Linked DNA regions of Homo sapiens: region 1 is linked to region 2. Evidence: read pairs that join two places in POLR2A ChIA-PET (ENCODE). Cell type or tissue: A673. All regions are shown on one strand. Each heading gives the region's core, and the rest is flanking DNA. Links, peaks and the distances in the headings are about the cores only. Region 1 overlaps MTCH2 (mitochondrial carrier 2). Region 2 has its middle 21 kb from the start of NUP160.

The links. Peaks named below come from ENCODE experiments on the same cell type or tissue, not always from the same donor. Only the 100,000 strongest peaks of a DNase experiment are listed, where the experiment ranks them.
Region 1: POLR2A ChIA-PET joins it to region 2 with 23 read pairs; 5 of 35 experiments call an interaction of 5 or more read pairs at or near these places.

The regions. Positions count from the first base shown.
Region 1 is chr11:47,614,480-47,619,857 of GRCh38, reverse strand. MTCH2 (mitochondrial carrier 2) reads left to right here. Exons shown (of 13, transcript NM_014342.4): 13 at 939-2,541. The coding sequence ends at 1,025. Among named protein-coding and RNA genes, the nearest start is that of C1QTNF4, 23 kb to the right of the region's middle. RefSeq lists a silencer at 2,246-2,305. In A673, for the core only: a CTCF peak has its summit at 2,634 (motif pointing right); a DNase peak (open chromatin) is centred at 2,657.
Region 2 is chr11:47,866,551-47,871,928 of GRCh38, reverse strand. No RefSeq gene overlaps it. Among named protein-coding and RNA genes, the nearest start is that of NUP160, 21 kb to the right of the region's middle. In A673, for the core only: no CTCF peak of the experiment used is centred there; DNase peaks (open chromatin) are centred at 2,248 and 4,853.

The DNA of each region.
Region 1 (5,378 bases), core at 158-5,157, 250 kb after region 2:
TGATCTGCCTGCCTCAGCCTCCCAAAGTGCTGAGATTACAGGCGTGAGCCACCATGTCTGCCCAATTTTTTGTATTTTTTGTAGCAACGGGGTTTTGCCATGTTGTGCAGGCTGGTCTCAAATTCCTGAGCTCAAGTGATCCTCCTGCCTTGGTCTCTCAAAGTGCTAGGATTACCGGTGTGAACCATCACACCCGGCCTTTAATTTTTTAATTTCTTGTAGAGATGGGGTCTTACTATGTTGTCCAGGTTGTTATTACTTTGATTATAAGATTTTATAAGTAGTCCTTAGAAACATGATTTCATTTCATTAAGAAATAAATAGGCCGGGTATGGTGGATCACACCCGTAATCCCTGCACTTTTGGGAGGCCAAGATAGGCGGATCACTTGAGGTCAGGAGTTTGAGACCAGCCTGGCCAATATGGTGAAACCCCACCTCCACTAAAAGTACAAAAATTAGCCAGGCACGGTGGCGCGTTCCTTTCCCAGCTACTTAGGAGGCTGAGGCAGGAGAATCGCTTGAACCTGGGAGGCAGAGGTTGCAGTGAGCCGAGATTGCACCACTGCACTACAGCCTGGGCAACAGAGCGAGACTCCATCTCAAAAAAGAAAAACAAAGAAATAAATGAAAGCTAGCACTTACTGAATGTTAGGCACTGTTCTACATGACTCATTTGCTAAGCCAGCTGGAAAGTGGCAAAGCCAGAATCCAACCTGGGCGTTCTGTCTGCCCAGAGTAAGAACTTAATAAGGAGAAATTGTAGTTAGTTCATAGTAGCTCAGCCTTTCAGAGAATACTAATCCTTGTTCTGTAGTGATAGTCCCAGTTTTGTCCTAGATTTAGTCACGTCTCCCAATTGGACCTCTCTGCTGATTTGGATTGGCTGATCTCATCTCGCTAGATATTATTTGTGTTTTGTTTTGTTTTGTTTTCCAGGGGAATATGAGCCGAGGAAATAGCTTATTTTTCCGGAAGGTCCCCTTTGGGAAGACTTATTGTTGTGACCTGAAAATGTTAATTTGAAGATGTGGGGCAGGGACAGTGACATTTCTGTAGTCCCAGATGCACAGAATTATGGGAGAGAATGTTGATTTCTATACAGTGTGGCGCGCTTTTTTAATAATCATTTAATCTTGGGAAAATTCAGGTGTTTGGTGTCTGCCTTTTTTGTTCTTTTTTCCAGCACAACATAACTTACCACTGATACTCCCCCTTTAGTTATTCTGAATTAGGATATTTTTGCTCCAAATTCTTATTTTACTTAACCAGAAGGGAAAAAAAGTTGTATTTTCCTGAAGCTACAGGCACTTTGTCATGTGATTTTTGAGTCTCAATTTAAGGCTTTGTAAAATGAAGAGTAGAATTCCAAGAAAAATGAGAAATAATTTTGTAAAACTTAACAAAATCACTAAATTAAACTATATGGGAGGTTATGAATTACTTTTTCTTGGGTAGACCCTAAAATGTCAGTAGCATGCACCAGAATCTGACTCCCATTATGCTTCTAAGCACATTTCATTGACCTTGTCTCTCATACTTCAAGAAAAGGACAGTACATTGCTACATTACCCTAGAAAGTCTGTGTGAGGATCTGCCCCTTCAGTCTGTTATTGCAAAGTAATAAAATGTCACCTACAGGGAGCCTCTGAGCCTACTCTAGTTCAAGAGGCTACCTGAAAAAAAATAAATAAGATAAAGGGTCAGCAACAACAAAGAAAAAGACAATTACAGAAAATAAGCAAGATTTGGAAAGGAAGTATAATGGCACTTTTTTCCTCAAAGGAAGTTCTTGTTTTCACATAAAATATGAAAAGCAGATCCTGCAGGAGTAACCCCCTTCTTTAAGAGCCAAGTATTTGCCAGTGCTTAAATTACACCATACAGTTCTAATTATATATAATCTTTTGTTCTTCAGTTTTTTGTTTTGTTTCCTTTTTGTTATTGTTGCCGAAGGTGAGTAGTTTTGCATTTCTGATGACAGCCTTGGAAAGTATATTTGTAACTCCATGTCTGGTAATGCCAACCCAAGTCGACATGGGTCTTAGGACACTGACCACCTCACATGCCATACCCTCAGTTAAGCATGTTAACATTTATAGGAGGAAAAAAATCACTTTGGGAGAAAATAAAATTCAACTCAAGCATAAAGCTTCTGTTTACTCAGGCCTTCTAAAAAGCAGGTTAAAATGCTCTAAAATGAGAAAGCCTGTGGTTTCACTTATTTATATAACTCACTGGGACATTGCCAAATGAGTAAGCACTTAATTCGCTGCTTCTGAGACTTCTCTGTCAAAACAGCCCCACTGATAATATTAGACAGAACGAGAATGCAGGGGTCTCTTCCCTCCCCTGGGGTTTAGGAAGCTCATGAGGAGCTCGGCTTAAAATGTCTTTGATGTCTCTTCCTTTGTCTCAAAAAGTAATGTCAATTTTATATACTATTTCAATATTACTATCTGCATTTGTTTTAATATAAAAATGTTTGCTGCCTACCTTTTTCTCCCAAAAAATCTTTAAGTAAAGATGATCTGGGAAAATGTGCCATGTTTATCCTGTGGCTTCTGTGAACTTTCATGCTTGCCTATTCCTAGTTGAGAAGCATGTCTGACTCTGATAACCAGTCTACCACCAGAGGACGCCAAGGCTTCAGTTTTTCCTGTGCAAGTTGGGTGGCTGAGAAATTTCTCCAAGGCCTAGGATTGCTCAAAATACTAGTCCAGCTGTTTCAGTCTTGCTGCATCCAAGCTAGAGGTCTAGTCAGAGTCCTATACCTATGATCCTCCATAATATCTTACTATAAGCTACTAACATAAAAGTCTAAAGATATTCAGGGGCTAGGAAATGCAGGTAGGTGCCATTAAGAAACACATGCGACCGGGCGCAATGGCTCATGCCTGCAATCACAGCACTTTGGGAGGCCGAGGCAGGTGGTTCACCTGAGGTCGAGAATTCGAGACCATCCTGACCAACATGAAGAAACCCTGTCTCTACTAAAAATAACAAAATTAGCCGGGCATGGTGGCACATGCCTGTAATCCCAGCTATGCGGGAGGCTGAGGCAGGAGAATCTCTTGAAACCCAGGAGGTGGAGGTTGCAATGAACTGAGATCACGCCATTGCACTCCAGCCTGGGCAACAAGAGTGAAACTCCCATCTCTTAAAAAAAAAAAAAAGAAAAAAAAAGAAACACATGCAAGAAATAATGAACTCAGTAAGTAATATGAACTTAGGCTGGTTGTGGTGGCCCATACCTGTAATCCTAACACTTTGGGAGGCTGAGGCAGGTGGATCACTTGAGGCCAAGAGTTGGAGACCAGCCTGGCCAATATATCTACTAAAAATACAAAAAAATTAGTCGGGCATGGTGGCACGCACCTGTAGTTCAGGAGGCTGAGGCAGGAGAATCGCTTGAACCTGGGAGCTGGAGGTTGCAGTGACCCAAGATTGTGCCACTGGGTGACAGAGTGAGACTCTGTCTCTTAAAAAAAAGAAAAAGAAAAGTAGGGGTTCTCTAGTAAGCCACTTGTGAAACTGGTTTTCCTTTGTGGTACCAAGCTAAGTTGCCACAAACTGTTCCTCTAGAGTATGTGGTGACCATTGAAACCTTGACTTAAGAAGAGTGTGGGGTGGGCTGGGGGCAGTGGATCACTTGAGTCCAGGAGCTCAAGACCAGCCCGGGCAACATGGTAAAACCCTGTCTCTATTTTTTAAAGAAATAAAGGGAGGAAAATTAGCTGGGCGTGGTGGCACATGCCTGTAATCCCAGCTACTTGGGAGGCTGAGGCATGAGAATCGCTTGAACCCAGGAAGCGGAGGTTGCGGTAAGCTGAGATCGTGCCATTGCACTCCAGCCTAGGCAACAAGAGTGAAACTGCATCTTAAAAATAAAGAAGGTATGGGTTTCCTGGAACTTTGGGGGATCATTATAAAAATACTAGGGTAAAAAAGCAACCTTAGTAATCCCAGCAATTTGGGAGGCCGAGGCGGGTGGATCATGAGGTCAGGAATTTGAGACCAGCCTGACCAACATGGTGAAACCCTGTCTCTACTAATACAAAAATTAGGCGTGGTGGCGGGCACCTGTAATCCCAGCTACTCAGGAGGCTGAGGCAGGAGAATCGCTTGAAATCGGAAGGTGGAGGTTGCAGTGAGCTGAGATTGCCCCACTGCACTCCCGCCTGGTCAACAAGAGTGAAACTCTGTCTCAAAAAAAAAAAAAAGCAACCTTAGGATGAAAGAAACATTCAACATAAGCCCTATATTCCATCATCTCTGTTACCTCAGCATACCTTGACTTAACTATAATTTCCTATTCTAGAAATGTCCTCCCCCTCTTGCCAGTGACATGTTTCTGTACTGTCAGATTCAGTTCTAGTGCCATCTCTTTGTGAAGTCACTGAGAGTCCCAACTGGGTGAGAGGGCTGTGCCTTCAAACTCTCCCTCCTTCAGAGCATGTAATGATAGTACAAACTAACTGACAAAAACTACATCCAACACCAAGTTCATGTTTTATACAGCAGGAGCATTACTTCTCTCTGATTTGAAAATCTGTGGGGGAAAAATATATATTTAGTCCTTTAAAACAGGCCAACTAAAACAGCCTGCTTGGATAATATAGTGAGACCTTTTCTCAACACAAAAATTTAAAAATTAGCCAGGCTTGGTGGTGTGCACCTGTAGTGCCAGCTACACAGGAGGCTGAAGTGGGACGACTGGTTGAGTCCTGGGAGGTTGAGGCTGTACTGACCTATGGTCGCACCACTGCACTCCAGCCTAGGTGTCAACTGAGAGCCAAAAAAAAAAAAAAAAAAAAAAAAAAAAAAGCCTCACTGGGCTTTATAGAAAAGCTAGTGGGGTCGTGGCTGGTCTAAGTGCAGCAGTATTGCAACTAGTTGATCACAACCAGTTAACAGATTTTTTTTTCCTTCTCCCTTTCCACTGCTTCACTTAGCCTTTAAAATGTATATTAAAATAAAAGACTGGGTGCGGTGGCTCACGCCTGTAATCCCAGAACTTTGGGAGGCCGAGGTGGGCAGATCACTTGAGGCCAGGAGTTCGAGACCAGCCTGGCTAACATGGTGAAACCCCATCTCTACTAAAATTACAAAAATTAGGTATGGAGGCGCATGCCTATAATTCCAGCTACTTAGGAGACTGAAGCAGGAGAATCGCTGAAACCCAGGAGGTGGAGGTTGCAGTGAGCCAAGGTTGCGCCAACGTACTCCGGCCTGGGCAACAGAGCAAGACTGTCTCAAAGAAAAAAAAGAGGCTGAGGCAGGAGAATTGCCTCAACGTGGGAGGCGGAGGTTGCAGTGGGCAAAAATGGTGCCATTGCACTCCAGCCTGGGCAACAAGCAAAACTCCGTCTCAAAAAA
Region 2 (5,378 bases), core at 206-5,205:
GCCTGAGCACAGAATGACTCTGTCTCAAAAAAAAAAAAAAAAAATTCAGAGGTCTATTAGTAAGGTGCATGTGCAGGTATCAAAGACCCAATAGAGTGGTTTAAACAAAACAAGTCTGTCCCCCTCCACGGTGAAGCAGCTCATTCCTCAATGCCATCAGAGGCCCAGCTCTTCTGTCTTGTAGCTCCCCCACCCCTAAGGCATGGCCCTCACCACATGGTTCTTATGGTGGAATCAGTGCATCTCACTTGTTGGGATGTACCCAAGTTTACTTTATCCCCGTGAAAAGAACTGCAAATGTCCCCAACTCCATGACTTAAGACCAGTTATAGAAGCTCAAAAATTAGATGTTCCAACATATTTCAAAATCTTAAACCCAAAAGCAGTTGGGACACCCAGCCCCTCAAATGGAGTCTGGCACAGTGACAGTATAGAATCATAGTTAAGGATGCAAATTCTGGGCAGGTGCAGTGACTCACACCTGTAATCCTAGCACTTTGGGAGGTGGAGGCAAACAGATCACTTGAGGTGGTCAGGAGTTTGAGACCAGCCTGGCCAACATGGTGAAACCCCGTCTCTACTAAAAATACAAAATTAGCCCGGGGTGGTTGTGGGCACCTGTAATCCCAGCTATTCGGGAGGCTGAGGCACGAGAATCACTTGAACCTGGGAGGCAGAAGTTGCAGTGAACCAAGATCACACCACTGCCCTCCAGCCTGGGCAAAAATAGGGAAACTCTGTCTCAAAAAAAAAAAGTGGGGGGTTGTGATGGATGTGTGCACCTAGCACAGAGCTGGGCACAGTGCAGGGATTCAATGAATGGTAGATCTGGTACTCCTTACCCCACTTGCCCAAAGAATTTGAAGGGGGCAGTAAATATTCAAGATTGGGGTAATTTTGACCTAGTGTATGACAGTGAGACGTATAAGTATAGACACACTGAAAACGGCAAAGCCAGGCCGGGCTCGGTGCCTTACTCCTGTAATCCCAGCACTTTGGGAGGCTGAGGCAGGCAGATTGCTTGAGCCCAGGAGTTTAACAAAACCATCCTATGCAATAAGGTGAAACCTTGTCTCTTGTATCTACAAAAAAAAATACAAAAGTTAGCCAGGCATGGTGGCACATGCCTATAGTCCAGGTACTCGGGAGGCTGAGGTGGGAGAATGTATTGAGCCCGGGAGGTTGAGGCTGCAGTGAGCCATGATGATGTCAGTGAACTCCAGCCTGGGTGACAGAATGAGACTCTGTCAAGAAAGAAAAGAAAGAAAGAAAGAGAGAGAGAGAAAGGAAGGAAGGAAGGAAGAAAGGAAGGGAGAAAGAGAGAAAGAATGAGAGAAAGAGAGAAGGAGAGAGAGAGAAGGAAGGAAGGAAGGAAAGAAAGAGAGAGACAGACAGAGAAGGGGAGGGGAGGGGAGGGGAGAACAGAAGGAAATGGCCAAGCCTATATGTAGCTACCTTATGTGACTACCTTAAAGGAGATTGTTGTGAGGATAAAATTAAATGAGTTAATGTGTGTTAATGTTTAGCACCATGCCTGCCTCATAGCAAATACTATGTAAGTATGAGCGATTATAATTATTATGGTCATCATATCTACAAGAGATTGATATTATTTACTTGTCCTTGGCATAGCCTGTGGGCATTTGTTACTTGCTGGTATTTAAATGTAAAATATCATAAATGTGACATTGTCTGTCTCTCCTAATAGAGTTTCCATGTATGAGGTAATTGGAATTTTACTACCCCCATTTGTGGCAGTTGAGTGAAACTGGCAATTGCTAACATCGTAAAAGGGACACAAACTGCCACCCAGCTGTGCTAGAAAACAAGGTCAAATTTTTTTAGAGTTCCTGACTGTCCAGGATTTTTCTTAAAGCTATTCTGTAGAATTTTCAGTACAAAAATAGGTGTGAACTGTATTCACTTTGTAAAGGAATGAGTTGGCCACTGTAGGACCAAGACTGGTATTGTTCAGTGAACCAAATTCCTGTTCACTGATGTTTTGGGTTGGGCTGACCTTATGAACTGGATTTCTTTTCAAATGGGTGTATTTTTCCTTATTGCAAATTTCCTTCAATTCATCAGCAGAGATTCTAGCCACTCTGTTGGGAGCTTGTGACCCTGGTTTGGATGGCTTATGAACTTGTCTTTCAACAAATGCTTATTTTTTTTTTGTAGTTTCTGCTTGGCACTGCCCACTTTCCCTCTGGGACACCATCTTAGGCTTCTGTCACCACCCTCTGCTTTTGTCCCCTATGAATCACTTCCTTTGGGTCACTTGAGACTTTTCTCCTGTAGAAGAATCTAATCTGCACTAACAACCAAGTTGAAAAAGACCTTCCTAGAGTACTGCTTTACCATTCATTCAATGGTTCCTGGGCTCCATGACTTGAATGCAATTCACACACCCGCTGCTTTATTTATCTATATTATAAGGATTGACATGGCGCTTAAAAGGGCATTGCATTTTCTAATATAATCTTCACTGTACTGTGGGTAATCTGTGGCAAGCCTAGGTTTTATCAATGGAGCTATCTGCTGCCTTAAAGAACTCACTTTTCTCTGGATTTTCTTATCTACAAATGTCTATTTTACTTATTTATCTATACCCTATCTTCTTACAAGAATAATCTAAAGGCCACTTATACAAACACTATAGCAAGATAAAATAAATTTGAAACAGAAACCACATAGCAAAGGGAAAGTAAAGGTATAGAGGTAAGATGCAAGTCATGAAGTTTTTGCTATAGATGGCATAAAAGTTGACTCGGAAACTCCTGGTAAGGCCAGGTGCAATGGCTCATGCCTGTAATCCCAGCACTTCGGGAGGCCGAGGCAGGTGGATCACTTGAGGTCAGGAGTTTGAGACCAACCTGGCCAACACGGTGAAACCCCATCTCTACCAGAAAATATAAAAATTAGCTGGGCATGGTGATGCATGCCTGTAATCTCAGCTACTAGGGAGGCTGAGGCAGGAGAACCGCTTAAACTGGGGAGACGGAAGTTGCAGTGAGCTGAGATTGCACCACTGCACTCCAGCCTGGGTGACAGGGCGAGACTCCATCTCAAAAAAGTATAAGAAGAAGAAAAGAAACTCCTGGTAATCAACACAAAGGGAGAAATCAGATGAGGTACAAAATGCATAGTCTCTAAAGGATAAACATATCAGTTGCATAGGTGTAGCACAATTCTTCTAGAGCTATAATCTTTCCCATGAGTCCTCCCAAAGGAATTTCCCTAATACCTTTTTTTCTCTTTTTTTTTTGAGACGGAGTTTCCCTCTTGTTGCCCAGGCTGGAGTGCATAGGCGTGATCTCAACTCACCGCAACCTCTGCCTGCCAGGTTCAAGCGATTCTCCTGCCTCAGCCTCCTGAGTAGCTGGGATTATAGGTATGTGCCACCACACCCAGCTAATTTTGTATTTTTATAGAGATGGGGTTTCTCCATGTTGGTCAGGCTGGTCTCAAACTCCCGACCTCAGGTGATCCACCTGCCTCGGCCTCCCAAAATACTGTGATTACAGGCTTTAGCCACTGCACCCCAGCTTTTTTTTTTTTTTTTTTTTTTTTTTTTTTTTTGAGAAAGGGTCTGGCTCTATCATCCAGGCTGGAGTGCAGTGACTCAATCTCGGCTCATTGCAACCTCTGCCTCCTGGGCTTCCATCCTCCCACCTCAGCCTCCCAAGTAGCTGGGACTACAGGACCACCACACCTGGCTAATTTTTCTATCTTTTGTAGAGAACGGGGTCTTGCCATGTTGTCCAGGCTGATCTCAAAGGGATTATAGTCATGAGCCATGGTGCCCGGTCAATAACATCTTTCTCAAAGCACAGTGATGAATTTCATGGACCTTCCTTATAATACCAAGGCACAAGTTAGCAGAAGCATTTCTGCCAGAGGCTGGAAAAAGTGACTAATCTCCTCTGACACTACCAGGGAATAAAGGATGAATAGAATGATTTCCGAGGAAATGCTATGGGGGCCTTAGAGAAGAGGAATGAGAAAAGTGTGTGGTGACAGCTATCCAAACTTTTGAGGTCCTATAAAATGCCAAACACCATTCAGGATTTGATCAAATCTATTATTTGAAGCTATGGTGACCAAAGAACCTATCTGTTTAACTCAATTATCTGAATTCCCCAGCCATTCCCTAACCCTTGTCCTTGTTTGACCTTTTTGTCCCCACAAAGAAGAATGGGGGCTGGGTGCAGTGGCTCACACCTGTAATCCCAGCACTTTGGGAGGCCGAGGCAGGTGAATCACTTGAGCTCAGGGGTTCGAGACCAGCCTGGGCAACATGGCGAAACCCCATCTCTACAAAAAATATGAAAATTAGCCAGGTGTGGTGGTGCATGCCTGTAGCCCCAGCTACTCAGGAGACTGAGGTAGAAGGATGGCTTGAGCCTGAGAGGCATAGGTTGCAGTGAGCTGAGATTGCACCACCACACTTCAGCCTGGGCAACAGAGCAAGACCCTGCCTCAAAAAAAAAAAAAAGAGGGCAGGGCACGGTGGCTCATGCTGTAATCCCCCCAATACTTTGAGAGGTCAAGGTGGGCGGATCACAAGATCAAGAGATCAAGACCATCCTGGCCAACATGGCGAAACCCCATCTCTACTAACAATACAAAAATTAGCTGGGCATGGTGGCATATGCCTGTAGTCCCAGCTATTCAGGAGGCTGAGGCAGGAGAATCACTTGAAGCTGGGAGGTGGAGGTTGCATTGAGCCGAGATTGCACCACTGCACTCCAGCCTGGCAACAGAGCGAGACTCCGTCTCAAAAAAAAGAAGAAGAATTTGGAAGGAGGAAGACAGTCTTGGGAAAGGCTGAGAGACAGTCCCAGGAGGGCATGTAAAAGAGGGTTGAATAGGATGTGAACGAGCACTCAAAGAAGGCCTCATTTAAATGGAGCCAGATGAACTTCTGTAGGTTCTTTGACCCCATACTGACTTTAGCTTTTTTTTTTTTTTTTTTTGACGCAGTCTTGCTCTATAGCCCAGGTTGAAGTGGCACAATCTCGGCTCACTGCAACCTCTGCCTCCCAGGTTCAGGCGATTCTCCTGCCTCAAGCTCCCAAGTAGCTAGGATTACAGTTGCACGCCACCACATTCAGCTAATTTCTGTATTTGTAGTAGAGACGGGGTTTCACCATGCTGGCCAGGCTGGTCTTGAACTCATGGCCTCAAGTGGAATATTCTGTGAGTTTTGACATGTATCTACCATCATAGCATCATACAGAGTAGTTTCACTCTAAAAAATTCTGTGTTCTGTTTCACTCTCGAAAATTCTCTCTCCAACCTACCCCTGCGTGCTTTTAGCTTTTAAGAAAATTCTGGGCTGAGCGCAGTGGCTCACGCCTGTAATCCAAGCACTTTGG